2 separate regions of the Homo sapiens genome follow, and region 2 is linked to region 1. The links are chromatin loops, found by intact Hi-C in ENCODE. Cell type or tissue: ascending aorta. All regions are shown on one strand. Each heading gives the region's core, and the rest is flanking DNA. Links, peaks and the distances in the headings are about the cores only.

What was found. Peaks named below come from ENCODE experiments on the same cell type or tissue, not always from the same donor. Only the 100,000 strongest peaks of a DNase experiment are listed, where the experiment ranks them.
Region 2: it touches region 1 in a loop (3-fold over the local background); 5 of 110 quality-filtered maps call a loop at or near these places.

Annotation. Positions count from the first base shown.
Region 1 is chr12:9,058,122-9,073,309 of GRCh38, reverse strand. A2M (alpha-2-macroglobulin) reads left to right here. Exons shown (of 36, transcript NM_000014.6): 30 at 439-657; 31 at 824-951; 32 at 2,732-2,822; 33 at 3,497-3,565; 34 at 4,468-4,570; 35 at 5,086-5,127; 36 at 5,471-5,602. The coding sequence ends at 5,487. LINC00612 (long intergenic non-protein coding RNA 612) reads left to right here and starts at 8,240. Exons shown (of 3, transcript NR_034140.1): 1 at 8,240-9,042; 2 at 14,434-15,188. It overlaps A2M-AS1 (A2M antisense RNA 1), which reads right to left and starts at 8,133. Exons shown (of 2, transcript NR_137425.1): 1 at 8,082-8,133; 2 at 5,255-7,484. It also overlaps a transcript of KLRG1 not described here. RefSeq lists silencers at 8,745-8,794, 8,855-8,904. In ascending aorta, for the core only: a CTCF peak has its summit at 9,013; DNase peaks (open chromatin) are centred at 6,963, 8,159, 8,659 and 8,979; H3K4me3 peaks cover 2,153 bases; H3K27ac peaks cover 2,974 bases.
Region 2 is chr12:9,275,631-9,292,861 of GRCh38, reverse strand. LOC642846 (DEAD/H (Asp-Glu-Ala-Asp/His) box polypeptide 11-like) reads right to left here and starts at 9,205. Exons shown (of 22, transcript NR_024374.1): 1 at 8,966-9,205; 2 at 4,513-4,660. RefSeq lists enhancers at 2,530-3,381, 8,759-9,607. In ascending aorta, for the core only: no CTCF peak of the experiment used is centred there; DNase peaks (open chromatin) are centred at 8,351, 8,891 and 9,181; H3K4me3 peaks cover 1,550 bases; H3K27ac peaks cover 654 bases.

The sequences.
Region 1 (15,188 bases), core at 5,035-13,034:
GGTTCTCTCCAGGACACTGACCTCAGCAACTGAGCAAAGTTTAATATGGGAGAGAGCCAGACTGAACTTTGCTTGAGTGGTGGCAGATATGAGCATAGTTGTCAAGAAAGACATGTTAGCAAATAGCTGATGCCAATAACTGATTGCCATTCACATGTTTTCCACATTCCATGTCCCACATATACTTACAGAGAGAAAAGGATCAATTTTCTGATAAATAAAATAAACATGTAGGGCATACAGTCCAAGGTAGATATGTGAATGTTATGGTTCTTCAACTATCTAAAGATTATAATCAATCTTGAAATTACAGCTCCTATATTTAAGTAGTGAGGGAAGTAGGAAATCAAAGTCCCTCACATGGGTCTTTGAAAAATATCTCAGCCCTCAAAGCCTTATAATGCCCAATGGGTTCTCTCACTCATCTGTCTCTAACAGGACACAGTGGTGGCTCTCCATGCTCTGTCCAAATATGGAGCAGCCACATTTACCAGGACTGGGAAGGCTGCACAGGTGACTATCCAGTCTTCAGGGACATTTTCCAGCAAATTCCAAGTGGACAACAACAACCGCCTGTTACTGCAGCAGGTCTCATTGCCAGAGCTGCCTGGGGAATACAGCATGAAAGTGACAGGAGAAGGATGTGTCTACCTCCAGGTGAGACTCTTGGGCAGGTGAGGACAGGACAGATGAGGACAGCAGCTGTTCTCTCTGAGAAGTCCTAACTCAGAAAACAATGGGACAGATCAGAGAAAGGGTTAGGGACGTGGACAGGAATTCTGGGAAAGGGCAAAAAACTGATTTTGTCTTTGATGTTCTATAGACATCCTTGAAATACAATATTCTCCCAGAAAAGGAAGAGTTCCCCTTTGCTTTAGGAGTGCAGACTCTGCCTCAAACTTGTGATGAACCCAAAGCCCACACCAGCTTCCAAATCTCCCTAAGTGTCAGGTAAGACCTTCTGACTCTATCACCTAATCCTAAGAATAACCACCAGTCTTCTTTCGGGAACTCCTCTTTAAGTAAAGCAGTGCAACAGTAGATATTTGCACTATTCACAAAAAATGCAATGTATTCTCTTAAGTTGATATAATTTCTCAATGATGGGGTTTACATTGTCCATCCAGGATCTACTATTGTGCAACCTCATTGTTTAAAGGGTAATAATTTCCCTCAATAACAACTAAGTAAATATTACCCATTGCCTCTGACCTGAATTCCTTGTTATGTAATGAAATCCTATATTATTCTTGCTTTATTGAAGATAGAGATGAAGAATTATTGAAAAGTTTGAATAGAAGGAAGTAGTGACTCCTTAGTTAGAATTCCTACTGGCAATAATAAATCTCAGGTTATATATGATATAATTAATTTGGGGGGAAGATACACTTATATGCATCAATATTTAAATAGCTGCAGATCTGATAAAAAACTCTCTCTCCACAAACATATTATTACTTGGTTGGAGATACTATTCAGGAAAAAAGTTAGGACAAAATACATGTAACAAATAACTGGCACACATCAAAAAGAATGAGATCATGACCTTTGCAGGAACATGGATGGAGATGGAGGTCATTATCCTTGGCAAACTAGCACAGGAATGGAAAACCAAACACTGCATGTTCTCATTTGTAAGTGGGAGCTAAATGATGAGAACATATGGACACAAAAAGGAGAACAACAGACACCAGAGCCTACTTGAGGGTTAAGGATGGGAGGAGGGAGAAGATCAGAAAAAAACAACAATTCAGTGCAAAATTTAGTACCCAAGTGATAAAGTAATCTGTACACCAAACCCCCATGACACGAGTTTACCTATATAACAAACCTGCATGTGTACGCCTGAACCTAAAAGTTAAGTATATATATATATATTTTTTTCATTTAATTTGGTGTATATATATGCCAAAAAATAAATTAAGCAGTCCAAATTTCGGATGCAAACTCTCGGGGACAAGACGCTAGGTGTTTCTAAGTGTTTTGTTGAAAGCCAGTGTTTAAGTAAACATTATAAATTATTGTTGTTTTTGTAAATAATGTAGACTGAAATTTATTATTCATAATATACATCATTTTGTCAGCTGAAAGAAAATAAAAGTAAACAAATAAATAAAATAACTGGCATAGATTAGAGGTCACAAACAGCCTGTGCATCACTTGTAGAGCTTTCTTAAAATGCAGATCCTCAGCCGGGCGTGGTGGCTCACGCCTGTAATCTCAGCACTTTGGGAGGCCAAGGCGGGCAGATTACCTTAGGTCGGGAGTTCAAGACCAGCCTGACCAACATGGAGAAACCCCGTCTGTACTAAAAATACAAAATTAGTCGGACGTGGTGGTGCATGCCTGTAATCCCAGCTACTCGGGAGGCTGAGGCAGGAGAATCACTTGAACCCAGGAGGCGGAGGTTGCGGTGAGCCGAAATCATGCCATTGCACTCCAGCCTGGGCAAGAAGAGTGAAAAACTCCATCAAAAAAAAAAAATGCAGATCCTCAGCCCCCATACACTAGACATTCTGATTCATCAGGTCTAGAGTAGGGCCTGGTCTCTGTGGCTTTAACAGGCTTCCTAAAAATTCTACGCACACCACTTTTACAAACCACTGGGATAAGATATTTGGGAAGACTTACGTGTACCTTTTAGAGCTGTGGAATGCTTAACATGGACATAGAAGAAGAAAATATTTAAAAACACAGAAAACCCTAATCCTTTCCTCCCCTGGATCCTCAGTTACACAGGGAGCCGCTCTGCCTCCAACATGGCGATCGTTGATGTGAAGATGGTCTCTGGCTTCATTCCCCTGAAGCCAACAGTGAAAATGGTAGGTTTATCATAACCCCAGACTGCCCTATTTTATTTAATGATGTATGTATCCCCAGCATAAGACAATACTAATATCAAAATACTATTAAAGTCAATCTCTATCAAAGCCTTATCCTTTTTCCAGCTCAGAAATATAATCACATGTGTTTGTATGAATGCTGACCATGTGCAGAGCACTGTGCTAGGACCCATGACTACAAGAAAAAGATTGTCAGCAGGTTCCTGCTTTTCAATTTCTTCTTAGCTTAGAATTTTGCTAAGAAGATAAAAGATATGAACACGAACCAGTGAAAAATATGAAAATGACTGATTGGCATAAACTATAAGTATTACAGAAGTTAAAAGAAAAATAGAGCAAGCAAAACAGGAAAAAAACTCCTTATGAAGAAATAGAAACTGAATTGAACTTTGAAATATGAGTAACTACCAAGTTTAGGATACTTAGCTGTCTTTTCTTCAGATAAATAACTTTACACATTAGTCGTGTGTTATACTAATAGTAAACCCTTTATGCCTTTCATTTTTAATTGTATTACATTATATATTTCCTTACAAAAAGCATTTGAAGAATTCTACCCTCAGGGTTATTTTGGCAATACAAAGATTTTTTCTCTGGATCCCCCAGGGGTTTCATCTATTTATTAACATTTGTGGTATTTCAATTTTCTTCAGCTTGAAAGATCTAACCATGTGAGCCGGACAGAAGTCAGCAGCAACCATGTCTTGATTTACCTTGATAAGGTAAGAGAACTTCCAGTCTATTTGCAAAAAAACGTAGATAATAATCCTCTAAGGGAACATCTGGGAAGGTAAATGCATTTTAGAAACATCACTTCCATGCTAGAAATTTGAGAATTCTAATGTTAACTCTAAAAGAATGTTCTTCTCTCCTTTATTTATATTTCACCAGGGATTACAGGTAGAAATGGCTTATTATGATCTTGGGATATGAATATTCCTAAAATCCCATAAGCAAGAAATCTTCACAAAATGTGTTTATTATGTTGACAAGTTTTTTGGATACCCAGTAATATAAGGAAGTAGCCCTTGTGATTAGTCAATTATTAGTTAATTATCAACATACTCAACAACAATATGAAAGGGAAAAAAAACTGTCAGTCTCCACAAGGACTTGAACCATAAAATAATAAGACCAGTTCACCAGTAAACCAATCTGATTTTATAGATATGTGTGGTAGGAGAGTTTGTTCATGCATAAGTTGATGGGAATTATAGTTTACAAATTTTATGAAACTTAAGCCTGGGAAGATCAACCTTTTAGATGCCTCTTTGAGTCTACGCAAGTATTCCTGCAAGACAGAGAAGTCAAACTATACCAAATCTCTGGATATTAAAAAATGAACACAGTTAGTCATCCAATAAAAAGTATATATCATTTACCCCCATGAACAGAGCTATGTATTGGCATTGACAGAGGTATATGCGTTATGTTAGTTATTTAAGAAATAATCTGGAGAATTTATCATCCCCTCTGAGAGATTTCTGCACAATTTAATTAAGGACCCTATAGTGTGCTGTAGGATAATAAAGCTTTTCCCCCAAAAAACAGGTGAATACTTAAACTAATTCAAAGAGAGAAGAAAGCTTCCTGAAAGGTCATTTAATTGACTTTTGCTTTCCAGGTGTCAAATCAGACACTGAGCTTGTTCTTCACGGTTCTGCAAGATGTCCCAGTAAGAGATCTGAAACCAGCCATAGTGAAAGTCTATGATTACTACGAGACGGGTGAGTGAGAGTGATTTTCACGTAGAAATATTTAATTCCTGATCACAGAAATTCAGGTTTAGGAGATGTGTTGGGGTTATTTATTACATTAAGTAATTACATTATCACTTCATTTTGTCTCCATCAAGTCTGATGCCCCTCTTTTTGTCTCTTATACATACATTATAGAAACAACCTACATTATAAATTTATCAACTACTAATACAAAACACCTGTGGGATATTTAGTTCCCTTTTCATCAGATAAATGGACTGTATGACAATATGAGATTTAAGTAAGTAGAACATCTGAAGAGTCCTTCAGGAGTTTGGGATAAAAGAATATATAAAACACTATATTTGAAAGGAGAATATAAGGTAGCAAGCAACACATCAGATGAATGATGCTTATGTTTCTGGTACAATACTGTTCTTCCCACAACAAACTCCTTCCTTGGCCTGTATCCCACAGATGTTTGCTTTCTTTCTCACTTCATGTAATGATTTCTGGTTTTTTGTTGGTTTTTTTTTTTTCAGATGAGTTTGCAATTGCTGAGTACAATGCTCCTTGCAGCAAAGGTAAGCCACTCACACTCCTCCAAAAGGCAGTCAGAGCTCCTTCAGCTTGCCCCCCAAACCTTCTCCTTCATAAAACGCTGGGTAAATATTTGTCAAAAACATCAAATTACTCACACTGCACATTATTATAGAAAAACACATTTATTGGAGAGGGCCGCTGACTCTGTCAAACCTCAGAGAGTCCATAGGATTGCTTATGGGTAATGATTTGGAATAGATTTGGTTTCCCACTGTACTGATTAGGTTTCCTTGGGCACTATGCTACCCAGAACTAAGGGAAAGAATACTCTCTGCTCATGGAGACCCAAATCTGTCTTAATTTTTTTTCTTTCCAATGTCACAGATCTTGGAAATGCTTGAAGACCACAAGGCTGAAAAGTGCTTTGCTGGAGTCCTGTTCTCAGAGCTCCACAGAAGACACGTGTTTTTGTATCTTTAAAGACTTGATGAATAAACACTTTTTCTGGTCAATGTCTTTCCCTGTTTCCTGTTCATTCAATAAATATCATTGTACATTTCCATATGATTCCCAATAGAATACCAAGATTAAACTTAAAGGAATCAAGTGCTGAAGGACTTCAGAATACAAAAAAATGATACAGTGATGTCGGTCTGAGTAGGCTTCATGTAAGGACTGTGGGGAAAGAAGAAAGTATTGGGTTATGTACTAGGAAAGTGTAAAGTGTGTTTGGTTATGGGAATACCCTATGAAAAACCCAAAGGGTGAATTTTTATGAGAAAATAAAAGACTGACTTCACCAGAAAAGACTTTTTACATTAAAATGAAGTAGAATGAAATACAACATTGAACATGTCATATTGAGAGGCAAGATAATTGGGACTTGACCTGAATTGGGAGTGATGTGTCCTATGTTACACCAAAATCTGCCACTGATGAGAGTGATCAGTCAGTTAACCTGGGGTTTCAGATTCAATAATAGATGAGCTGAAAATAATGAAGGGAGGATTCATGCAGAAGCACGTTTTCTCAGAAGAAGGAATGTGTATGACTCAAAGTCCAAATAGGAGTATTATATTGGATCATCTTTCTTCTGGAACTTTGAGCCAGGATTAAAGGATAGCTGTAAAGTCAAGGAGATATTCTGATGCAGAAATCAGTTCTCACAACATCTGATTGATGTCTGATGTCTCACAACATCTCTTTAGTCTATTTTTAAAATATATAATTTTCTTTGCAGTAAGTATTGCGACATATATTTCCATTCTATAGAAGGGGAAGCAAAACTTCAGGAGTTTTTGAAGTAGGAAAGGTTAAAGCAGGAGGATTGAGCCAAGAGAGTCTGAGGACAATCGTAGGAGTCCTACTCTTCATTTGGCACAAAAATGACAATGCTTAGTTAGGCAGAAGGTGAGTATGGATTGTATAAACTAAGAACTGGAAAAGACTTTGCAGTTCAAGGAATCCTTAGCTCTGTCTCCAGGCTAGACAAAATAAGAAATAAAAGCTATCACTTCTGTGTGGTGCTTATAGAATAGAATTAACATATCAGCATTATGGGATCTTTAGGGTGTCGCTTTCCTGGCCAGTCTAGTGGCACCTTTGCCTGAGTTTTGCTCTGGGCCCACTGGGCTGCTTCTGCCCACTCGCACTTGCTACCAACCTGGATCCCGGATCCAAGGGAGATTGAGACGGGTGGAGCAGAGGGGTGTGCTAGGGGTGTGTGAGCAAGCGTGGCCACTGTGCAGTCACACACACAAGCTGCTGCCCAGGTTGGGCAGCTCCAGGTGCCAGCACAGGCTCTCCATGAGGTGGCTGGACCAGGCACACAACAAACAGCTTCCCCCTGGACCAGGCGCATCACAAGCAGCTTCCAACAGTGGCACTGGCGAATGCAGTGACGCCAACCAGGGCCCCAAAGAGGGAGTCACAGCCCGGGCTCAAGGAGCTCCCAGGTCTGGGCTTCTCCGAGGGCCAGAGCTCTTCTCTCCCTGTGGGGAGCAAGGGGCATGTTGCAGCCCTGTTTGTGTTACAGCTCTTTTAACCTTGCTGTGCAGCTCCTCAGCTCCTGCATCAAGCAGACAAGTGGAGAATGAGACAGATGAAGAGGAGCATTACTGAGCAATGGAACAGAAGGATAAGGAAGATGAAGAGGAAGGAGACCTGCAGTTAGTAGCTCATTTCCACAGTAAGGATGTCCTTTCCACAGCAAGGGTGTCCCAACGAGTGTTCAGCTTCTAGCAGAACGGAGACCCTGGAGTGGCTGGCTCCTCTCTGCAAACAGGTCTTCCCATTGAGTGTTCAGCTTTCAGCAGAGAGGAGGTTCTGGAATGGGTAGTTTCTCTCCACAGGTAGGTCATCCATTGTCTTCCCATCCTCTCTTCCAATCTAGCTGAGTCTGGGGGATTTTATGAGCCTCAGAGGGAGGAAATGCATGCTGATTGGTCCATGGGCAGCCATGAGTGGGCCCAGGGAGCAGCACCACAAGTTACCTCTCTGGTCTGCAGGCTTCAAGCCCTCACCAGCTTGAGGGTGGGACTTCACTGGGGACCCATCCCCTTCCACCCAGGAACCTGTCTGCCTCCTGCTCCCAGGCTGTTCATGCCAAGGAGCGCCTGCAAGTCAGTGTCCAGCTGTCTTCAGACCCCTCTCAGCCTCCCTCCCACGCTTGTTGGTGCCCAAGTTCCAAAGGGGGCCGAGACGGCAGGGGGCTGGCGTATCAGCACTGTCCTGAGCGTGTGCACGCTCGGCCAGGCTGTGACAGTACCCAGGCTCGGCCCGACCTTGCTCTGAGTTCAGAGTGGGTGCTAACAGTGGAGAGAAGCCAGGCAGCCGGAGTAGGCACCCTGGAGCCTGCAGTGGGCAGGGGACTTTGCTGGGCCTCTGAGAGCACAGAAAATGTCCACAGCCGCGGCAAGGTGGCTGCAGCTGCACCCTGGGAGCTCCTGCTCCACCAGTTCGGAAGGGGCGGGGCTCCTGCTTGTCCCTGGCTCACCTGCTCCTGAGTGTGCAGGTCCGGTGGCGCCTCCTTGCAGGCTGGGCTGATGGGCGGGGGCGGGGGGGGGGGGGGGGAGGAAGGGAATGTTCCAGGTCCTCCCTGGGCCCGGGACTGTGTCCGGGGCAGGGATGACGTCGCTGCAAGTTCTTCCCGTGGCCCCGGGGCTCAGGGGCAGCCCAGGACTCTCCCTCGCCCGGCTCACGGCCCTGCCTGGGGGGCGCCTCCGGGAGCAGATCACGAGCCCTGGGGCTCAGCCCTCAGGCGCGTCTAGCTCGGCGGTCACCCCAGTGCCGGGAGGACCCTGAAGACGCGCCCCAGGCGGCCCTACTCAGAGCCTCCTCCCAAGGCCCAGGAATGCGGCGCTGTCGGAGGTGTGCGCGGTGGCCACACCGCTGTCCGGGTCCCCAAAGCGGGCCCCGCTCCCACTTCTCGCCTTGGCCCCGAACCCTGGGTCCAGCCCCAGCGCTTTGTGTGCGAACACCGCTCCGCCCCGGACCCAGCTCCGCCTTGGGGCCCCTCTCTGCCTGCCCCTCCGTGCCCGACTACACTGCTTCCCCTCCGGCGGGCGACTCAGCCCGGTCCATCGTGGCGGCTTCCAGGGCGGCAGGCTCCGGGAGTACTCCCGGGGCCGGCTCCAAGGACTGTTCCCCTCCTCCCCACTCCCACTCCGCGGCGGCGGCGGGCGAGAGCGGCGACATAGGGCCAGGGTCCGGAGCGGTGGAGGCTCCTGGCCGGGGAGCACGTCGCCCCACCCGGCAACGCGAGGATGGTGGCGGCGCAGTCGGCTGCTTTGGGGTCTCAAGGCACAGGGGACGCGAGGCACAGATGTCCCACAGCAGCCACTGCGGCTCCCGCAGCTGCTCCGCCGCCGCTGCCCGCCCCTCCCTGCTGCAGCTGGCGTGATGGCAGCGGCAGCTCTGGACGCCCCACTGCTGCCACCATCAGCCTTGTGAAATAGGTACTACCTTAACAAATGAAATTGAAGCAGAGACATGTAATTTGCCCAAAGTTACTAAGTTAGTGACAAAGCTAGAATTCAAGACCAAGAAGTCTAGCTTCCATGCTCTTAACTTCCAACCATGGTGACACCTCAAACAACTTCAGACAAAAAGGCCAGGAGAAAGTATATTTCAGAGCTTAATAAACATTATAATTAGCTGTCAAATTAAGTATCAAGCCAGGGCACAGAACATAAAAGAAATCAGAGTATGGCTATGGGAACAAGACAACAGGATTATAATTTTACCTCTTGGTTCTAGTTTTTTTCTTTGTTCATATGGAAATCGTTACTGAAAAGGTACTTTAAGGATATGCTTGTTGCAAATCATTAGCTGTATCACTGACCAAGAGTGTTTATTCCTGAAATACTAACTGATTGCCTACTATCTGCCAGGCACAATATCCCATGCTATAATACAAAATTAAACAAAATAGGATTCCTCCCTTAGAAAAACTCACCGCAGAGTAAAAGAAAAAGATACACATCTGGGTCATTATAATGATCAGGTGCTCAAGCTATTCATTGCCCCAGTGGACTGGAGATACAATGGCCTTCTCAAGTTTTGGGGTATTACACTCAAATTCATATGTAATACTGGAGAAAAGGCCTAATTACAACTTAAACTGGATTTCCCACCAGCCTGGTGGCATGGGAATCTTGGAATTAAAATTACGTAGAATTTTTAAAAGTGATGTATCTTCTACATCTGATTTTGTGAACTGAAGTTTATTCTTTCCAGGAAAGCATATAGATACACGACAGGAAATGAAATGGATACTTGTTGGGGTCAGTTTTATGTATAGTTTGTATTTTATTTTGAAATATGATACACTGCTATTCTCTTGCATTTTCTTATATGTGACTCACCACTAACCCTATATTCCCCCATTTCAGGCCAGTTGGTCATAAGCATCCATTTGCCTCAGAGAATACTGGGTTGTTATGACAAGAATATAAAGTTGGAAAGAAATAGAATATTTGAGTCTACCCTGTAAGAATAAAAAGAATAAAAGGGGTTTAAATTTATTTAGACCCTATTGTTTAATCAAGAATTCTGGCCAGGAGCAGTGGTTCATGCCTATAATCCCAATGCTTTAGGAGGCCAAGGCAGGAGGATCATTTGAGGCCAAGAGTTTGAGACCAGCCTGGGCAAATTATTGCTCGGGAAAAAAAGGTCTTATTTAGTATTTTAGTCTTTACAATGTTTTTTTCTATTATGCAATATTCTCTCAAATACTTTATGTCCATCCACGTTGTCTGAGACATGCCACTTTAACATTCTAGTTATGCTGTAGCTGTCATTTTACCCTAAGCCGTTAGTAGTACTGATCCACATAAAATTGGGCTGTTTAGGTGTTTAACTGTTTAAATGTATAATATATCTGATATATTTATATATTGTATAAAAAATCACCTAACACAATAGATATTTACTATGTCTGCTATAAATATATATCATATAACATATAACAATATATTATAAATGATAATATACTATAATATAAAATATAATAAATATATTATAAATGTACAATATATCCGATATAAATATATAAATATGTCAACTATATTATACATATAAATGTATATGTATAATATATACATATATGTATAATACAATGTATTTATTATGTATATATATAAATGTATATGTATAATATATAAATGTATAATATATCTGATATAAACATATCAGATATATTATCCATCTATTGTGTCAGGTGATTCTTTATACAATATATAAATATATCAGATATATTATCCATCTATTGTGTCAGGTGATTTTTTATACAATATATAAATATATCAGATACATTATCCATCTATTGTGTCAGGTGATTTTTTATACAATATATAAATATATCAGATATATTATCCATCTATTGTGTCAGGTGATTTTTTATACAATATACAAATATATCAGATATATTATCCATCTATTGTGTCAGGTGATTTTTTATACAATATATAAATATATCAGATACATTATCCATCTATTGTGTCAGGTGATTTTTTATACAATATATAAATATATCAGATATATTATCCATCTATTGTGTCAGGTGATTTTTTATACAATATATAAATATATCAGATATATTATCCATCTATTGTGTCAGGTGATTTTTTATACAATATATAAATATATCAGATATATTACATATCTATTGTGTCAGGTGATTTCTTATACGATATATAAATATATCAGATATATTATCCATCTATTGTGTCAGGTGATTTTTTATACACTATATAAATATATCAGATATACTATACAGTTCAGCCCATCAAAGCACCATATTTTGGGGGGTTGGTTTCCGTGTCCCAACACTAGCTACGAAAATATTAGCTATTAGCTACCTATAACTCTTCAGTAGTAAATTCAAGAAACGTAAAGTAATTCTCTTCATTAAGTTCTTGCCTTGTCTACTAAAAAAATGGTCATCACCGATGTGGACAATGAAGACCTGTGGGGTTAAAAGCTCTAACTAGTATGCCTCCAAGATTCTTTGATTGCCTGCCATCATGATCGAAGAATAAATAACTTCTTTTTCATCTTATTTATTTATTTTTTGTAGAGATAGGGTCTCGCTATGCTGCCCAGGCTGGTCTCAAACTCCTGGGCTCAAGAGATCCTTCTACTTAAGCCTCTCAAAGTGCTGGAATTACAGGGGTGAGTCACCACGACTGACCATTAATAATTTCTTTCAATGACACTTTAACATAGGCTCATTCATCTTTACCTCTAAAGAAAAGTCTTTCTGGTCTTTTTAAAATTATATTTTTTGGCCAGGCACAATGGCCAGGTGCGGTGGCTGACACCTGTAATCCTAGCACTTTGGGAGGCCAAGGTAGGAAGATTGCTTGAGGCCAGGAGTGCAAGACCAACCTGGCAAACATCTGGAAAACATAGCAAGGCCCCATCTCTATTAAAAAAAAATTAATTCTATTTTTCTAAGAGAAAAAAGATTCCCAATTCAACAACACTTTTCAAAAACTTTATCTGGCAGCTACTCAGGAGATTGAGATGGGAGGATCATATGAAGCCCAGGAATTCAAAACCAGTGTGGGCAACATAGTGAGATCCTATCTCATAAAAAAATAAAAAATAAAAAAAGCTTTACTTGGAATACAACCCATGACTCTGGTTATAAATACAAAATTCTTCAAATTCATTTAAAGGAATTTAATCCTAGCTTCTCGGATGAAAAAAGGAAATAATATTCACAATTTGATCCATCATCAGTAGACAAGTTAAATGTGTTTCACAAAAGCAAGACATATTAATTAAGCAAAATCATATTCGAGTAACCACAGGAAATATAAATATACTGTCTCTTACCTAGAGAAATCTTATAGTCTAATTGTGAAGATAGTCTTCACGTGACGAAAAAGATCATCATTAATCCAAAACATATAAGTTATAAAGAAGCGACATATACCAGCAATTCTAAAATCTGGTTAGCATCCTTTGTAGAATTTATTTTAAAATGCAGATATCCAGGTCTCATCAATAAAGATTTAATTAATTATTTTTGGGGATGTGCTCAGACATCTGCGTTTTTTGTTTTTTGTTTTCGTTTTTTTGTTTTTTGAGATGGAGTCTCACTCTGTTGCCCAGGCTGGAGTGCAATGGCGCAATCTCAGCTCACTGCAACCTCTGCTCCCAGGTTCAAGCAATTCTTCTGCCTCAGCCTCCCTAGGAGCTGGAACTATAGGCGCCCACCACCACGTTGGGCTAACAGGCATCTATGTTTTTAATGAACTCTGTAGGTGGTTCTATCATGCAGTTAGTTTTCAGAACCATTCACACTGACAGTAAAGGCTATTTATTCCCAGCAGTTGAAAGACCACTAAGGACACAGGAATAGTTAGCAAAGCTACTTAAAGATGCCAGGGCTGGGGCCGGGTGCGATGGCTCACGCCTGTAATCCCAGCACTTTGGGAGGCCAAGGTGGGCAGATCATGAGGTCAGGAGATCGAGACCATCCTGGCTAACACAATGAAGCCCCGTCTCTACAAACAAACAAACAAACAAACAAAATACAAAAAATTAGCCGGATGTGGTGGCGGGCACCTGTAGTCCCAACTACTCGGGAGGCTGAGGCAGCAGAATGGCTTGAACCCAGGAGGCGGAGCTTGCAGTGAGCCGAGATCACGCCACTGCACTCCAGCCTGGGCGACAGAGCGAAACTCCATCTCAAAAAAAAAAAAAAAAAAAAAAAAAAGATGCCAGGGCTGGCTGGGCACAGTGGCTCACACCTGTAACCCCAACACTTTGGTTTGGGAGGCCAAGGCGGATGGATTGCTTGAGTTCAGGGGTTCAAGACCAGCCCAGGAAACATGGCAAAACCTCATCTCTACCAAAAACACAAAAATTAGCCGGGCATAGTGGCATGCACCTGTGGTCCCAGCTACTCAGGAGGCTGAGGTGGGAGGATAGCTGGAGCCTGGGAAGCTGCAGTGATCAGTGATCATGTCACCACACTCCAGCCTCGGTGACAGAGCAAGAACCTGTCTCAACATACATACATGCATATATAAAATTAAACATAAAAACAAAAATAAATAAAGATGTCAGGGCTTATGTTGAACCTTAACTGAGAGCAAGATTCAAAAGACACTGAGGCTTATTTTTCTTTCTTATATCTATAGTTACACAGGGAGCTGTCTAATCTTGGATGTATCCAAGTTGATATCTGGTTTTATCCATTGAAACCCACAGTGAAAATGGTAAATAGGTGCTAGGTGTTTGGATTTTTTTAATCCAATGTAAGAATAAAACAATGGTATCCTAATAATGTCAAAGCAACATTGGTCATAATCTAAGGAAATTGAATTCATATAGTACCAAATATATATTTAGCATTGTGCTAGGTGCTGATACATTCTAGATAAAAATATTACACATGGGTAACCAAAACTGTCAAATGACATTTCAGGGCAAGATATAATTAAGTACCAAAATCATTGGCATAGTCTTTAAGTACTGTGAAATGTAGAGAAAGCTGAGATGAATGGCAGTGTAGAGACAGATGGCTTTGCAAATCATCTCAGATGACTAGCTATCCAATGTGAGGACACTTCTCCCTCACCTTCAAACAAATGCTAAAGACGCCTGTTACTTAATCATATGAATATTCAATCTTGTATCTAATGTGGTGGTATTCATAATACTCTGTATATGTTTTCATCTTACTGGACAAGTGTCTTCGAACTCATTTAAATGAATTTAACCCCAGCTTTGTTTATGTATAGACTTCTTCAATCTCATAGTCTATTTGTCTCTTTGTACCCCACAGGCTTTCTTTATTCAGTAACACTGGTGATTTCTCTTATTTTCCTTAGCTTGAAAGATCTAGCCACGTGAGCAGGACAGAAGTGCACAACAACCATATCTTGATTTCTGTGGACCAGGTGGGGCCCCTGCCAGCCTTGCTAGACAGACCCAGGTGAACAGTCCTTCTAGGGGATCTCATCACCAGGCAAGCACGTGGTACGAGAAGAGCAGTCATTAGGAAGGCCATTTGGAAAAGCACATCCTCTCTGTTCACGTGAGATATTTTACATCCTCATTCCTCATCGCAAGCTTCCTGGGATTTGGAGTGTCACAGACAAGAGGGTTGGGGGAGGCCAGTAGGTATGGATTTGTTTATATTAAAATGAGCATATGAATATTTATATGTTTATATTAAAACATATATGTTTGTTTATATTACAATGAGCATATGAATATTTATATGTTTATATTAAAACATATATGTTTGTTTATATTAAAATGAGCATATGAATATTTCTGTATACTTCAGATAAACATTCTTTTCCATAAATAAGCTTCATCATCCAGAAGCCATGTTGAAAGTTGGTAATCAAGGATAGGAAGTGTTTCCAAGGGTTGTCAGTGATTAAATCAACCTTACCTTAGCATACATGTATGAGAGAAGTTAGATAAATTATACATAGAGAGATAGCTAGATAGATAATAGATAAATAAGGTAGATGACAGATTAGATACAGATGATAAACAGATATGCTATCAGTCTAGATCTATTACTCACAGTCAGTCGTATCACAGTGTAATTCCATCAACTTCATTTGCAGCA
Region 2 (17,231 bases), core at 4,617-12,616, 220 kb before region 1:
AATAGGACTGTCACAAATGTAATTAGTTAAGATGAGACTACTAGGACGGGACCCAGCCTAAAGGGCTAATATCCTTATTGGAAAGGGGACACGTGGATGCAGACATGCACAGAAGGCAGGCGATGTCATGATACCCAAGGAGAACACGCCCCTATAAGCCAAGGAAAGGGGCCTGAAGAGATCTTTCCCTCGCGACCCTCAGAAGGGACCAAGCATGCTGACACCTTGATCTCGGACTCCAGCCTCCAGCGCTGTGGGATGTCAGTTTCTGTTGTTTAAGCCCCAGTTTGTGAAGCTTTCCTCTAGCAGCCCCAGGGAACCAATACAGTTCTTCCAGAGAGGACCCTTCAGGGAGCGCCACAAGGAGGCGGCCCTGGTGTCCACAGGGGAACTCAGCTCAGGGGAGTCTCTGGAGGACCCCATGCCTTCTGCTCCAGGCAGTCAGCTCTCTGAGCCTGCTGAACCCAGAGGGGATCTCAGAGTATCCAGGGCGGGGTGAAACACCTCGTATGACTAGGGTTGGGGCAGCAGCGCGGCGCAGGAGTCAGAGCCTCAAACTCCACAGCCAGGCGCCAGGGTTCCAGCTGCCTCCCCTACCTGCAGCTCTGTGGCTCAGGCTGGCCTCACTACGCTTGTTTCCACGAGTGCAGAAATGGAAATGACAACAGTGGCACCTTCCTCATACAGCTGGTGCAAGCAGGACATTAACACACACAAAAGGCCAAATCCTCTGGATCAGAGGATTACCTGGCAAATAACAAGTGAGCGGTTGGAGTTAGCTAACTTTTTGCTATCATTAAGTAATAATAATAAAATTATTAATAGCATTATTCTGGAATATGGGATCTATTAGTTTTCACCAAAATCTTGAAAGGCCCTGGGATAGGATAGAATGACATTGCTGACAAATGGATGGATCCCATATTTTTAGGAAAGCCCCATATGTACCATTTCCCTCAGCTTTTGATAGAAAGTAAATGGCAAAGGGTTCCAGGCAGCATTTCCCAGCAGCACCTGGAGGGCGGCTCTTCTGTGCTGCCTGTGATATCGGAAGCAGACAGCTTCAGCTGTCACTGGGCTGGGAGACACAATGGTTAGAAAGCCAGTGCCCTCCATTTGAAAGTGAGCTGAGGAAGTTCCTAAGGGTATGGTCAAAGTTATCTTTCAAAAACAACCGTGGTATACTCCGGCACAACAGCAAAAGAATAACTGAGGCCCACTGTTTTCTACATCCTGTAATAAGACCACAAAACTTTTAGACTGGAAAATGTTAAAAGGATTTATAACCAAAGGCTCACCTTCCTGGGGTATCATCAACAGTTACATGATTTATGCCAAGATAAGCAAATTCATTCACTCTGAACACCTGCTGGTTGCAGCAAGCATGGGGCTCAGAGCTGAGAACACAAAGGTGCAGAGCCCCTAGAAAATGCTCACAGGTTCACATGTAACATACAATTCGAGGGCATCATAGATCCCCGCAAAGCATGCATTCCAGGTTGGAGGACTCCCGGAACTGCAGTGTTACACAAGGCACAGCACACACCAAGTGGTAATGGTGACTCAACTTGATAGACCTGTAGAAGGCTTAAAAGGTGACTATCAAGGATAAACAGCATCTCGGGCAGCTAAGGTGGGGCACCTGTGCATCCAAGGCGGGGAAGGGCATGGTAGGCACAACAGGTAACACAGACCCCACTCAGGGTGTCCCACAGCATGGCTGCTCCTATGGGCTGGGGGACACCCAGGACAGGAGAAAACACTCTATTCAGGAGATGATTTAGAAGACAGAAGAATGTCAAAGGTAATAAAGCCACAGGGTACATTCACAGAGAGTGCACACAAGAAGATGAAGCTATAGAACCAGAAACATCGACAATTAAAGGCTGAGCATAGGAGGAAGATGCAGAAGCCTGGAGTGCAGAAGACTGAGATGGAAAGACCTGAGAGGGAGAAGATGGGTTGTCAGGCTAAACAAGGTAAAAGGGGTCAGGTACAGTGGCTCACGCCTGTCATCTCAGCACTATGGGAGGCCAAGGAGGGAGGATTGCTTGAGCCTAGGGGTTTAAGACCACCGGCCTGAGCAGCATAGTGAGATCTCATTTCTACAAATTAAAAAATTAGTTAGGTGTGATGGCGCACACCTGTAGTCCCAGCTGCTCAGGAGGCTGACGTGGGAAGATCACTTGATGCCAGAAGGTCGAGGCTGCAGTGAACCATGATCTTAACACTGCACTCGGCCCTGGGCAACAGAGCGACACCCTGTCTCTAAAATTAAACAAGGCAGAATGAACATGCACTCATCTGTGTTCCAAAGCACACTAAAATTAACCAAAGTAATATGGAGGCTTACACCCACAAAAACAAAGAAAGTGGAAGGAGTAATATGTTTTAGGAGAGAGGGAAAGAAGGCAGAGACATGGAAGTGATTCGGCAGAGACACTCAAGCCCAAGTGTCCCCAGAGATCTCCCCCACTCATTCTCAGAAAGACTCAGGAAGTGGTAGGAACACAGCAGGCCACTGAAAACAAAGGGACGGGTTGAAATTCTGTTTAAGAACAATTAGATTCCCAGGTTGCAATCCCTGCTCCTGCTCCTTGCAGAACACAGGAAGTGGGCTCTAAGTGGAAGCTGAGCTAGGAGAGCCCTGGAGGCAACTGGCAGATTGAGGAGGCAAGAGGGAGGGAGAGGAGGGTCAGGCTGAAAGCAGGCACTGAGGGGGACTCTCCACCTGGATCCCCTTCCCCAGACCACCTCCCGGAAGACCGGCTATTGGGCTTCAGCGTCTGTACCTGCTGGGCCAGAGCTCAGAGGCACCTGCTCTGGAGAGACCGAAGACTCTAGGGAAAATCCCACAGATGTGCTGGCAACTGGAGGCCCCCAACAAAGGAGCCCAGCCTGGCAGCCACAGCCAGCCTGCCCTGCAGACTCAGCCTTTCTGTGCCCTCTTCTTCAGCATACACAGGCAGTCCAGGGCTGCCAGACGTTTGAGGAAAGCCTCCAAACGGACATATACCCTGATGTGGTGTGGGTGCGGCCGTCTGTCCCCACTAACACTCATGCTGAAATCTGTCAAGTCAGTCTGAGGAGCAACTAATTCAAATGACAGGGAAAGGATGGAGGATTCCAGGAGGGCTCCAAGGTAAAAATGGAATTGGTCACTGCTGTGGACTGAATTGTATCCCCACCAAAATGCATGTTAAAAAAAAGTTTTTAAAGAACAAAAACCAAACAAAAGAAGCTGTGTATGGTGGTGTGCACCAGTAATCTTGGATCTTGCCAGCCACCAGGTACTTGGGAGGCTGAGAGGGGAAGATCGCTTGAGTTCGAGACCAGCCTGGGCCACATAGTGAGACTGCCCATCTTAACAAACAAACATATGTTGAAATCCTAACCCCGCCATGTGACTGTACTACAGATCTGGCCTTCAAGGGTAAAGGAGGTCATAAAGGAGCAGCCATAAGGGAGCAGCCCTTGTCCTCATAAAAGAGAAAGAGACACCAAAGATTTGTTTTTCTCCTCCTCCTCTTTTCTTGCTCCACAGTAAGAACGCAGCCATCTGCAAGCCAGGAAGAGACCCCCTCCCCAGAACCAGAACCCTGCCAGAATCTGGATCTTCAACTTTCCAGCCTCCAGAATGGTGAGAAAATAAATTCCTGTTAAGTCACCCAGTCTATGGTATTTTACTATGGCAGTCCTGGCCGACTAAGACAGGAGTTATCTGTATGGAAAATCATATTGAGAGGCCACTGGATGATGTGGGAGGAACTGGCATAGGTATATTAAAAACTAAACTAACTTTAAAAGGGCAATTATTAACTAGAGAAAACAGAATATTAAGACATATTGTTCAAGACAAAATTATGTTCAAAACATAATCATAACGCACTGGTTCACTCAGCAGAGACTAAAACTTAGAATTATATTTGAAGGATGGGGAACCGGAGGGAAAAGAGTTGGTAAGAAAGCCATCTCATCTACCGTAATAGGTAGGCACCAATGACTTCAGCCTAATTTTTCTCAGACCACAGAGCTATGTTTAAGACTTTAGGCACGGTGGCTCATGCCTGTAATCCTAGCACTTTGGGAGGCCGAAGTGGGCGGATCACGAGGTCAGGAGACTGAGATCATCCTGGCTAACATGGTGAAACCCTGTCTCTATTAAAACTACAAAAAATTAGCCGGGCGTGGCGGCGGGCACCCGTAGTCCCAGCAACTCAGGAGGCTGAGGCAGGAGAATGACGTGAACCCGGGAGGCGGAGCTTGCAGTGAGCCGAGATCGTCCCACTGCACTCCGGCCTGGGCGACACAGCGAGACTCCGTCTCAAAAAAAAAAAAAAAAAAAAAAAAAAGATTTTAATAGAGGAAGCGACTATTACTCAGAAAGATAAACTGAGAGAGACTACTCTGCCCAACTTCAAACTATGAAAATCTCTGGATGGGCAAACAGGAAAAGCTAGCACAGCTGCCGTTAAGTTGTCCTTTTCAGTATCTCTCACTGTTCATACTCACAGTGCCAGTTGGACTCTCAAATATCCCAATCTTGCCAGCCTCCAAAACCCGGTACAGCTCTGCCATGAAGTCTTCCTGGATGGAATAGGGTGTGAAGGGAAAAGGAAAATGGATGGCACCAACCTTCTGTGTTTCATTAGCCATGGACCTAGGAAAAATAAATACAACATTAGGGAGCTCTCTCATGGTCCAGGAAGAAGTGGCTTGAAATCTGGAGCATTATTTAAGAGCAGTCTCCACACTTGTTACCAAATTTCTCCTTTTTTTCTGGGAAGCAGAGACCATGTTCTCTCCATCCTTCGCAGGTCCACATGAGGCCATACCAGAATCACGCACTCCATCTAGCGGCATTTAACGGCTGTAGCAGAATGCAGACCAGGAAAGCCCCTAAACCCAATCTCCCCTGCATTTCACCGTGGCGCCGATACCTTTCTAATGCCTCTACAAAAGGCTTAGAGCTCTCTTCTCAAAGACCAGCACCCCTAAGATCAAGGGTGTTGCTCATAATGACTTTTGCAGCTTTCTTCTCCCACGTCTCTGCAATGCACATTCACAAGCCGAAGCTACTTCACTTTATCCCGTTGTGAAGTCCTGGAAAATCATGACGCACAGGCAGAGGACCATAAGCACAGCTTGTTTGGATAGCGCAAGTTAACATACACGTCCTTATCTTTTTTTTTTTTTTTTTTTTTTCCCAGACAGAGTCTCACTCTGTCACCCAGGCTGGAGTGCAGTGGCGCGATCTCGGCTCACTGCAAGCTCGCCTCCCGGGTTCACACCATTCTCCTGCCTCAGCCTCCCGAGTAGCTGGGACTACAGGCGCCCGCCACCACGGCCGGCTAATTTTTTTTTTTTTTTTTTTTTGGTAGAGACGGGGTTTCACCGTGTTAGCCAGGATGGTCTCGATCTCCTGACCTCGTGATCCGCCCGCCTTGGCCTCCCGAAGTGCTGGGATTACAGGCGTGAGCCACCGCACCCAGCCTACACGTCCTTATATTACAAGTATCTTTAGTTTGCTTCTTAGTTCATCCTGGCCTCCATTTCCAGCACCGACCAGAGCCGCCACCTACTAACTTTTCTGGCCTCAAGACCTATGAGCTTTCTGTTTGGCTCCAGACAGGAGAGCTCTCTTCACAGCCACGGGGCTCTGGCTGAAACAGCTTCCCAGCACTGAGACCAGGCATTTCTCTTTCCTTGCTAGGCTAAGGTCTAAGAAAAACTCTGCTCCATGTTGACGTCATCTTTTTTTTCCTCCTCTTCTGAACCTAATTATCTCTGAGACAGTGATTCAAGGAAGAAAGGAGAAGTAAACGCTATCTGGAGGCCTGACTCTTCCATCCTGGTTCCCACACCTCTCTCTTTGGAACTCACTTCTCCAAGCTCTTTGCCAGGTCTGTCTCTTCTAAGCACAAATGTTAGTAAGTCCCAAACCCATTTTACTAATATTAGTAGATCGAGAGCCCATCTTTATAACTTTGGCCTCAGTAAGACTAGTGATAGTGTCACTCTACGAGGGGAAAGGTAGTTGCCATGATGCTCTTCGGTTTAGGGGCAATTAAAATGACTACAGATTGGTGGCAGTTTATGGATTTGCACAAGAAGAGAGAACTCACAGAACTAGCATTATTTTACCCTCTGTCTTTACAGAGGTATATTTGGCTGTTTTGTTAGACATTCTGGGGACAAGAAAAAATGAAAAAAGAAAAACATGACTACAGAGGTAGAGGAATTATTACAAGAAGGGTAATTAAAAAATATGACTTACAATTCAATCCTGAGAGAGGGGTATGTACTGAAAAAGCTTTAACACATGAAGGAAAGGGGAGGAAAGGTACCTAACAAATTTTTGAGTACCTCCTATGTGTTAAACACTCTACAGTGGTCTTTTGCTTTTATTATCTCATTTAATCTGTACAACACTATAAGGATACAGCTACTGGATACTGATGCTTACAGAAATTAAATAATTGCTCAAACTCACAGCTAAAAAGTGGAAAACCAGGGATTCGAATCCAGATCCAAATGACTGTGCTTTAGTGAAGCTCATCCAGTCGCAAGAGATATCCAGCATAAGTAAAGGGAGGTTCACTGAAGGGAGGTTCACAAACTGAGAGTAAGAATTGAAACTATCTGGGAAAGCCAAAAACAGAAGCAGACTAGAGCTGCAAGGCAGCTCGGACTTCAAGACAGCTCCAGGAACGTCACCAGCAAACACACACCCACGGGGTTCACTCTCCTGCTCAGCCAGGCGCCGGATACAGCCACAATCTCACTCCCTCAGCGCACTCGGTTTCTGCTTATCCCAAACTTTCGCTTACACGTGGCCTCATCAGCCCCTGGACCTTTCAGCTTCAGCTCCCACTGCCAAGTAAAAAGTCTTTATGTCTCCTCGTTCTGAATCCCAAGACAAAAAGCTGACCAGCAGCTCCTCTCAAGACAGAGCACTGGTCAGCCTAAGACTGGTCTGGCTCCCAGCCTCATCTACTCAGCTCGGGCCTTGCACTTGCTGCTCCCCTTGGCCTGGAGAAGGAGTCCTCCTCAATATCCAGGCTTTGGCTCACCTCCTCAGAGAAGCCTCTCCGGCTGTCTGGCCGCTGGACAGTGGTCAAACACCACCCCCACTCCTCACCCCCTAGCTTGCTCTAAGTCACTTTTTAAAAATCACATTACTCTGTATTTAATTTATTCATAGCTCTTAGCACCATCTGAACCTATTTATTCTTCCTCACTGGAATATACATTCCATAAATAGAGGAACCTTGTCTGTCTTGCTCTTCTCTGGCTCCAGGACTCAGAACTAGGTGCTTCAACACCTCATAGGCATTCAACAAAAATCTGATGAATGAATGAGGAGCCAGCCAGACATCGGGGCTGTAAGTAAAGGTTTCTCTTCCGAGGCTGGGTAACGGAGGTCCCATGACTTGAATACCTATTAGTTAAATGGCCAGTTCTTTAATGGTTTCAAACCGTTTTCAGATAACCCCACAAAAACCCTGTGTGGTATTTTTATAAGCTCTATTTTATAGAGAAAGAAACTGAGACTCAGTAAACTTATATGACTTGCCCAAGGTCACTCAGCAAGTGCTTGAACTCAGGATTTGAACCACATCTGCCAGACCCCCAAGCCACCTGAAACTTTCTATCTCCTCACTTTTCCTCCCACCAGGGTAAGTGGGATAAAAAAGACAGATTTGGTGACCAAACTCTAGAATGACAACACTAAACAATACAGAAGAAACGTTAAGTATTATTTCACTTCCCCATCAGTGGTAATTATGGATCTCATTATTCCAGAAGCAGCACAGGCTAAATCATAGAGGTTTAGATAAATCTGAGTATAACGGATTCACTAAGCCCTATTAAAAACATTTGCAGCGACTTGTTCAGCCCTCTTCAGGTTGGCTGTGTGGAGGACAACCATCACCTCCCAGTGCCAAGGCACACACCAGGACAGCAAAGCTCACGCTCATAAAACGAGGTTAGAGTTGTGAAAGCACTTCAGGAACATATTAGTTCTTAACGTGTTCATTTTCTTCAGTCCCCAATTATCACTCATTACCGAGTACAGACTATTGTTGTGGGCTCAGTTGTGTCCTCCCCACATTGATCTTGGACATCCCAAGCCTCTGGGACTGTGAGAAAACACATTTCTGTGTCTAAGCCACCCAGTTTATGGTATTTTGTCACGGCAGCCGGGGCTGACCAAGACAACTATGTGGCAGGTACTACCTACCGTATGGCCCTAAAATGTTTTAACTTCACACACCTGGAAAGCACCACAGCCCCAAGAGAAAAGCTTTTCCGCACTGCTGTTAAGCCAGGGCCACACACTGCAGTGCTGCGGTGCTCCACCAGCTGGAGGATGGCCTGGCCCATAATACCCGCATTCCCACCTTGCTCTGGCCCTGTGTCCCCTCCAACGTGCATCCTGAGCTCGCAACCTGTGTGGAACCCAACCAGCTGCTTATCAACATTTAAGTCCACTTTTATGACACTTCCGTCAACAATCTGGTCAACTGCACTCATCCCTGGCCTCCGTACTGTACCCTGCTCCGCCTCGATTCCCGCCCCGGGGGAAGCTAGACTCACGCAGCTAACTTTATCGGCTCTGGGCTCTGATCGCCAAGTTTAGGATCCCAGCTGTATCCTTGCTAAAGTTAGTATCGCTGGGGCTCAGTTTCTGTAAGAGACAGGTGGGTTACAAGCGCTCACTCACTGTTGCAGTGTCTTATCTACGTAACATAATCCATGAAAAGCTCAACACAGCTAGGCCAAATCTAAGACCCAGACACGCGGCTGCTGTTAATGCCGACTCCTGCGCACCGCGCCGTTCCACCGCAGGCACAACCTTCCTAGGCCGGCCCCGTCCCCACACAGGGGTTCCCGCTTGTCAATCACGCTGGCCCGGCCCTCCACTTCCGGAATGTTTTTCCGCTCCGGACGGGCCACCCACCTTTGCAAACAGGGGTCCGGTGCCGGAACAGACGCCCAGTTTGCGATTTCACCAGTCTGCCCTTCCTCGTCCCGCTGTTCCTCGTCCTAAGGACCTCTGCTGCCACACAGCACTGCGCTCACCTTCTTCGCCGGCAGAATTGCTACGCTGAAAGCCAGGCCCCGGGAATCAGGGCAAACGCCACTGAATTTGAAACTGGCGGGTGGCCTCAGTGAAAGGCTGCCGGAACAACCCCCGCCGCTGCGCATGCGCACTCCGGGACGCGCGCTAACACGCAACAGCCAGAATCTATTTTATAATTAACCCAGCAATATTTTCTCAAGAAATAATAATAAACTAGAAGAATGTAAATGAGAACCGCATTCTTTCTTACATTAAGTGACATTTTTAATGATTATACAGAATATATGTGTGTGTGTGTGTGTGTGTGTGTGTGTGTGTATTCATCTATGTCACTAACAAAAGAGAAAGAAGGCCCTGTGATCTGCTGATAAAACTATATAATTGACTCTGTTATGTGATTGCTTGTACAAAGACTGACTTCACATCATCTGAAGTTATTCTTAAGTCATTCTCCTTGAAATATTATTGCTTCATTCTATATTAAATATATGCATACAATTCAATTTATCCATTCATCTTTTTATATACTTTTAAGAAAGAAAAAGCAAGTGTTGTTTCTCATGGGCACATAATTCTTTTCATTTATTTATTCAACAAATAATTATTGAATGCTTGTTATTAGTGGATATACTTCTGAATAATAAGAAACAGTGAAAAACAAGACATCTCTGCCTTATATTCCAGAGAGGAGAGACAGGCAATAAACAAGAAATATAAGTAAGTTCATTTTATAACATGTCATAAAATGACAAATGTTATTTTTAAAAAGGCACAGCAAGGGAGATCAAGAGTATCATAAGATTGGGGTTAGACTTTGCAGTTTTAAATGCTGTGATCAGGGTAGACCTCATTGAGAAGCTGATAGATGAGCAAAGGTTTAAGGCAGTAAGGAAGTTAGCTATCAGAACATATACAGAAGAACAATACAACAGAAGATAATAAAAGGTGTGAAGGCTTCAAGTCAAGTAGAAAGATTCTCAACTGCCAAAGAAAAGCAAGGAGTTTAGTATGGCTGAGGAGGTGAAGGTAGGAGACCCATCAGGTTGGGGTTGTGGTAACTGGGGATCCCAGTGTTTGCATGTACAAGTATGGGACATTTCATTCTCCTGAGCAAAACTTCCATTGGTGATTCACTAAGAGCAAGAAAGAAGACTAGTCTGGATGACTTAGAATGAACACACCAGTGTTTCTGTAAATAGAATTATATGATTTGTAATGTGTTTGTGTATACGTGTTTGTGTGTGTGTATGTGGAATCTTTTGCTCAGTTCTATATTCATGGGATTCATTGACACTGATGCAGTTAACATTATTCTATTTCATTGAAAAACACTATAAAGTTTTAATTGTATGAATATGCCACAATTTACATATCCTGTTGTGGGACATTTGAGTTGTTTTCAATTTAGAGCTATTACAAATAATGCAACCGCAAATGTTCTTATACGTGACTTTTTGCACATTTGCTGTCACTCTCCTGGGTATTTATGTAGCGGTAAAAATTGCTGGGACAGAGGCTCTGTGGATGATGAATTCTAGTAGATAATGATGATTCATTTTCACAATTGGATGAGAGATTCGGTTGCTCCACATCCTCACTAAAACTTGGCATTATGAATCTTAACTTTAACCATTTTGGAGGATATGTAGAGATTTCATTGTGGTATTAATTTGCATTTCTCTGGAGACCAAGTACCTTTTCATATATTTATTAGCTATTTGGATGTTTTGTGTAAGGTGCTAGGTCTTTTTCTAATTTATTTCTGGAAGTCTTCAATATATTCTGGGTATAAGCACTTGTCAATTATATATACAGAAAATATCTTTTTCTTCTCTGTGACTTTTCCTTTCACTCTCCTAATAATGTTTTTAATGAATAAAAATTTTAATTCTAATATAAAAAGCAAGACTGGGCTGGTAGAAGATTATTTTCCACTAGGGCAGTTTCTAATAATATGTATAGAAGGAAGCGCCATTGCAGTATTGACTAAAGCAGGCTGGTGGAATTACAGCTCAGTTGACAAGCCCACTGGCCTGATCTCTGAATATTAATATAGTGTCATATTAAGTGTGAGTCTTTCTAATAAGACAAAAAGCACATTCATCATGTTCTTTTTATCATTTGTTCTACGTCTCAGTATCCATGCAGGGAAATACTTGAAGGATGGAAACGTAGTCTGTAATCTCCTGATTTTTCCAGCCTGTTCTCTGCCAGCCCAAGTATTCACAAGGATAGAAAACGTACAGGATTATTCAGCATATTAACATGGTAGATAAATTTTACAACCAATAATCCTGCTTTTTTTGTTTATGAAAAGTATTGCTATTCACATCCCTTATGTGCTAATACATGCATTAATTTCATTCCACATATGCCAATGATTCCAGCTCTGCCTCCCCCAATGTATACTCAAGTGGCAAGGATACTTTCGGTCTCAACCCACCCAAAGTTGCTCAATGCTTCGTAAACACATTTCTCTTTGAAAATAAAGTTGGTTTAGAAATATGTCCAAAGGTAATAATGTCTTTTGTAGAGTTCCTTTGAAAAGTAGCTTTATTTTGGATCATTTGAAAAATCTGTTATACAATTAATGTATCAAAACTATTCTCAATTACAAAGTCAACTTTTTTCACATATATCTCTTCTCTTCTAGTCCCTATATTTAATGCTACAATTACAGTCGTAACTTACCTTTGTCTTGTCTTTTTCATGAAAGTTTTTGTTGTTGTGATGACATCTCCAGGTTTATCGCTTTTGATAAACATATACTATTTGTTAGGGCGCTATGACATTTATCTTTGACTTTGACATTTGGCTAAAATCTTTTAGTTACAGTCAGCTTTGCCCTCAGTTTATGTCAGTGTCATTTCTGGGATCCTTGAAATTATGAATGATCAATAATCTTACGATTGTTGTAAGCAATGTTATAAAACCACTGTCATCATGCTGTAATATAATCAAGGCATAACTTATGAGTTGATTTTAATATACATTTTCTCTTTCAGTTATAATATGTATTTTAGATGTATCTTGGAGTGAAAAACGCCTTGCTTGTCTCTTACAAAAAGATAAATCAAAATATTAATATTTGCACAAATTCTCTTTTGCACAAACTCTCTTAATCAAGGCATCATAAGCCCATTGTAGGTATCATATACCCATCTGTCTTAAAACAATTTCTGGTATAAGAAAAACATGATGTTAGAAATTGATTCTTTTGGCCTGTTCTGAAATTTTCAGTACTCATACATATTGTAGAGGTGACAGAAATGATTACAATTCACATTTAAAATTCCCCTCTTCCCTTTTCCAACTCTTGTCAATGTTGTATTCCCCCTGAGAGTTCCATAAGAATAAAGCAGAAAGCATGGAAAGAAATACCAAAGTAGGGTTGTCTTACTTCATCTAGGTAACAAATATTCAGCACAACTCTTCATCTTAGAATTGCAAAGTGGGAGAGTCATCCCGGGAATATATATTAGTGAGTTTATTGAAATTAAAAATAATGCAACATTTTTTTCTGTTAGAAATAAGTCCAGTTTGACTGGTTATTTTGACAATAAGGACTGGCTTTGCAAATCAGGTTACTGGTGGAGACTTCCTTTAAATGAAATGAGCTAAATGTGCAGGTTATGGTTCTGATCAGATAAAAGCCTTTTATGAGGCTTTATATTGACAAAGTATATTAAAATAAATGATATTTCAAAATTTCCAAACTTTCTGAGTATATTTGGTAAAAGTTGTGTTTTTAAGTAAGAAAGTAATGATTGGTGGCCGTTTATAAGTCCTTTTAAGCCTTTATTGAATACTTTCTAGGAACCGAGAATAAGAATGATCATAATGGCTGATTTCCAAATCCTGTTGCAATTGACCTGGTTTAGCACTTTGCTTTCAATAAAATTACAGAGGACTTATCAGCTGATAGATAATTAAAAGTAATTTTTAATGGTTATAATGTGACCTTTGGCTTTTAACATGGAAGCCTAAATAATTAGATAACATTGTTATAATAGAACGTCCCCTATTTCTATTTCTCTCTTTATGTGAACAGGTTTCCTTAGTGCTTACATCTATACAATAGAAAACAGAATAGCAATATTCTAGAATTGAAATAGAGCAGGGTAGAACAAATAGAGAATAGATGAAACTTGTTTTAATCCAGCAATAAGCAATATTCATCCAAGAATACACAATCTTAGGGAGCCAGCTGGAATACATGATTTATTTCACTAAAAAATTATTTTTGAACAAAATGTTCTCATTTTTAATATCTATTAAGATTATAGCAGATATATAATTTTATAAATAGTATATTGATAATAATTTTAATGATAATGCAACCTAGAAAACATTTATTACTAATTAGAACTTTACAGGCTCAAGAATATTTTTATAATAATCTTTGATGATCTTTAGTTGCAGAAACATATAATAGGGCGATCAATAAAATATATTGAAGTATGCAACTCCAGGATAAAATTACCTGAGGAAGTAGAATGAAAATATAAGACCAAAAAGAAACAAGAGTGATATAAAATTTCCTGCTGGTGAAAAAAGTGTTCATGTGTGTTTTACAGGAACGGTGGTGGCCAAAAAAAATCACTGCAGTGTCTACATTTCATCGGATACATTTAAAAAGTGGTATTACATTTTATTTTTTAAACATCAGTATTATACTACACTTATTTTAGTGTAGACACTTTAGATGTCAAGTGTATGTAAGATATTACATGTTTAATAAAATTCTTTTAAGGAATACAAGGAAAATGTTTGAAGATCCCAAGAGTATAGAAGCCTTAGCTGACAGTGCTGAGAAAGTATTGTGTTTACCCTATAATGTCAAATGTTTCAAATGTATCAACTAAAATATTTTAATTAAAAATTAAAATGATAAAATTCTGATAATTCTTGAGATTTATTCTTCTATTCCAGAAGTTCAAACTGTGATGACAATTTTTGCTTCATACGTACAAAAAAGGATTTTATGTTTAGTCATTCAGCATTTGGTCAAATACAGGTTTGGTACGTATCTAAAAAGTATGATCATGCCTGGAAAAAGTGATATAGAGACCTCTTAAAAGTCATTTACTGCTTATTATAGGTTAATTTATCCCATATTAAACTGATAGAGAATAAGCACGTTTATGGTAATCTAGGGGTGAGGGTGGGATGTGGGAAGAGCTGGGAAGATGAGTGGAAGTAAGAGAGCATACAAATGGAGCCAAAATAAAGCAGAAGAGTTTTACAATTACCCAAGCAAGCATTTGTCGACTACAAGGGCCAACACAATGTATTACTACAGTTTATTCCATTTGACTTGGCATTTTTTTTAGCCATAGTTTATCATCATTGGAATTTTAATAGCTTACATATCTACAGTTTTGCAGTCCACCAAGGGTTGTCACATACATCATCTTTACTTCTCCATCACTCTTTCAGGTCATATAGAAAAGTGTATGTCAAGATCTGCCTAGCCCCAATTTAGAAAGGAACACAGTAAAATATTCCCCGTTCTCAGAAGTGCCTATTTCTCTTCACATCTTATTTTATAGTTGAAATCAGTTCTTTATTCAAAATATCCAGACTTCAATTTTATAAGGCCCTAGTTTTATTAATTTAACAATGGGACCTTTCTTATTTTCAGTGTTCCATAAAAATAAATTCTAACATCTGAATCCCCTTTGGAAAGCAAATAGGATGATGCATCACTGTTGATAAAATATTTTCTATCACTCAGGATAAAATTAAATAAGAATGTTCATCAGAGAGAGATCATTTTCTTAGAGAATAAAATAAATTAACTGAATTTATATTCTAGATGTTGAATGAATTAAGAAACAGTAATTATATATTACATATGTTGTTATACCCAATGAACTGCCCTTTTTAAAATAGTAAATATAAGAATACTTATACAGATCAAAAGTGAATCTTTCAAGCAATGGAGAGGTTGCTCCCAAACTTGTCTTATTTAAAATTCTATGACAGATTTCACTTCCTTGTTTCACTGAAGAGCCAGTTAGGATGAATCTTGGGTGAAGAATGTATGTTGTGCTCCCTAGACTACCAAAACATATTTGGGATATGGATTTACATTAATACCTCTTTTTAAAACTGCAAGAATATTGGTTTATTTCATCAAACCATGTAATTTGTTTTGTGTTTTCATGAAAATAGTTTTAAAACTGATTAATGACCTGAGCTAGTGGTAGCCTCAAACTACTATTTTTCAGGAATTTAGAAAATTTGGGAAAGTGGATAAATTAATACATATGGTCATGAAAATGATCTGGAATTGATTTTTTTATGCTGGAAGTAGTTAATATGTTACAAAAATAAATGATTGGCAGTTTACTTTCACTGCCCATCAGATGAAATAAAAACCAGTGAGTTGGAGCAAGAACAGGGTTAAAAGAATCGAGGGCTCAGGCTCCCATTCTGCCCTCTTCCTTTCTGTACCGTGATGGGAAATCAACTGCCCCCGCCAGTCTTGATCCTGCTTTTCCTGCTCCTTCCCAGTGATGCTGCAGCTGCTGCAGAACCATAAGCATTATTTCCAGAAAATTAAATTGTCCTCCTTTTTTCCCGTTCTATTATCTCTTTGATCTGTATTTCCTAATTCCCTACACAATTTTCTGCTGTCAAAAGGGCCAGGAAGTATCAGCAAGTCATTACTACTCATGTGGAAAGAGACATCCTCCAATTTCAGGAAAGTCACAGACATAAGGCAGCAACATCTATGAAACATTTACCAAAAAAGAATATAGAATTCCTACCCAAAAAGGGATACATTTTTTTATTGATTCATAAAATGGATTGCACGTCGTGACAATTGTGAAATGACTCAGTATCTGTGTTTTCCTCAAATAAGGGATTGCCAAGATGAATGTATGCTCTACAGACAAGCCAGGATTTGTGTGTCAGTTCACTCAATCCTTTGGCACACCTTTAGGAGCTGGCATTGGGTCTTGGGAATCTACAGATTAGCAAAATTCAGACGCCGCCCTCAACACCTCACAGTATGGAAAAGTAGAGAGATGGTGCACAGAGAATGAACTATAGAAGAAAAACAGAAGCAGGCATTGCAGGATTCTGTCAGAATACTTCCAAAGAATGACCACTCTTCATGAGGCCTGATGTAAGAGAGAGGGCTTCACCAAATTCTGCACAGAGAAAGTCACTTTTGAGATATGTGTTATGAAGCAAACAGAAGTTTTCTGGGTAGACAGGGACACTCAGGAAGAGAGAGAAGAGTGTGTACACGTACAGCATCCCCAGATGTAGTGTGTCTGGGTGCTTGTGAGAGGCAATTGGTGAGAGGAGAGTGGTATTTTCCTCTGGGTGTATATGGCAATATGTCTGGTGATTAGCCTGGCTCAGCTTGCCTCGTCTCCATCACCAAAGAGCTAAAGAAAGAAAAGAAAAGAAAAGAAAAGAAAAGAAAAGAAAAGAGCTAAAGAAAGAAAAGGCCCTGCTCCCAAGGTCATACTGAAAAGCAATTCAGCTTCTCCCCATGTATTAAATGTTATATTTTTCCTAGTTTCCTGGAACAAAGAGATCTGTAGTATCATCCATGCAAAACCCAAGACCGCATGCAGAGAGGTTCTTAATGCTTTCAATGATGATTTGTTGATTGATTTGCATATTGAAATTATGAAATTTTTATCCAAAATATATAATAACTCATGGATTGCTTACCCATGGCTATTGACAGCTTTGCTAATATTATGTGGGTGAGTACTTCACAACAGAAGAGAAGCATATCTGGGGTTTAACTTCTGGTTTTCTCAGTTCCTCAGATCTTTTGGGTTGGCCTTTGGAGAATACACTCCTGCTAAAATCTGTCTCTGTTCTATGATTGGTGACAAAAGCAAAGATTATTTAGAAAATGGCCATAATAATGATGTCTTTTTGACCCCTCCATAGTTAATCTGGACTTCTCCCCTCCACAGGTAGTACCTAGTGCTGGTCCCATCACACCTCTACACTGGAGTTCCTGAAAAGACCTGTGTCATCCTTAATCACCTGAATGAGATGGTGGCACTGAAAGTAACTCTGATGTACAAAATGCAGAAGAGATCCCTCCTCACAGACCTGGTGACGAAGAGGAACTATTTCTACTGCAGTTCCTTCATGGTCAGTA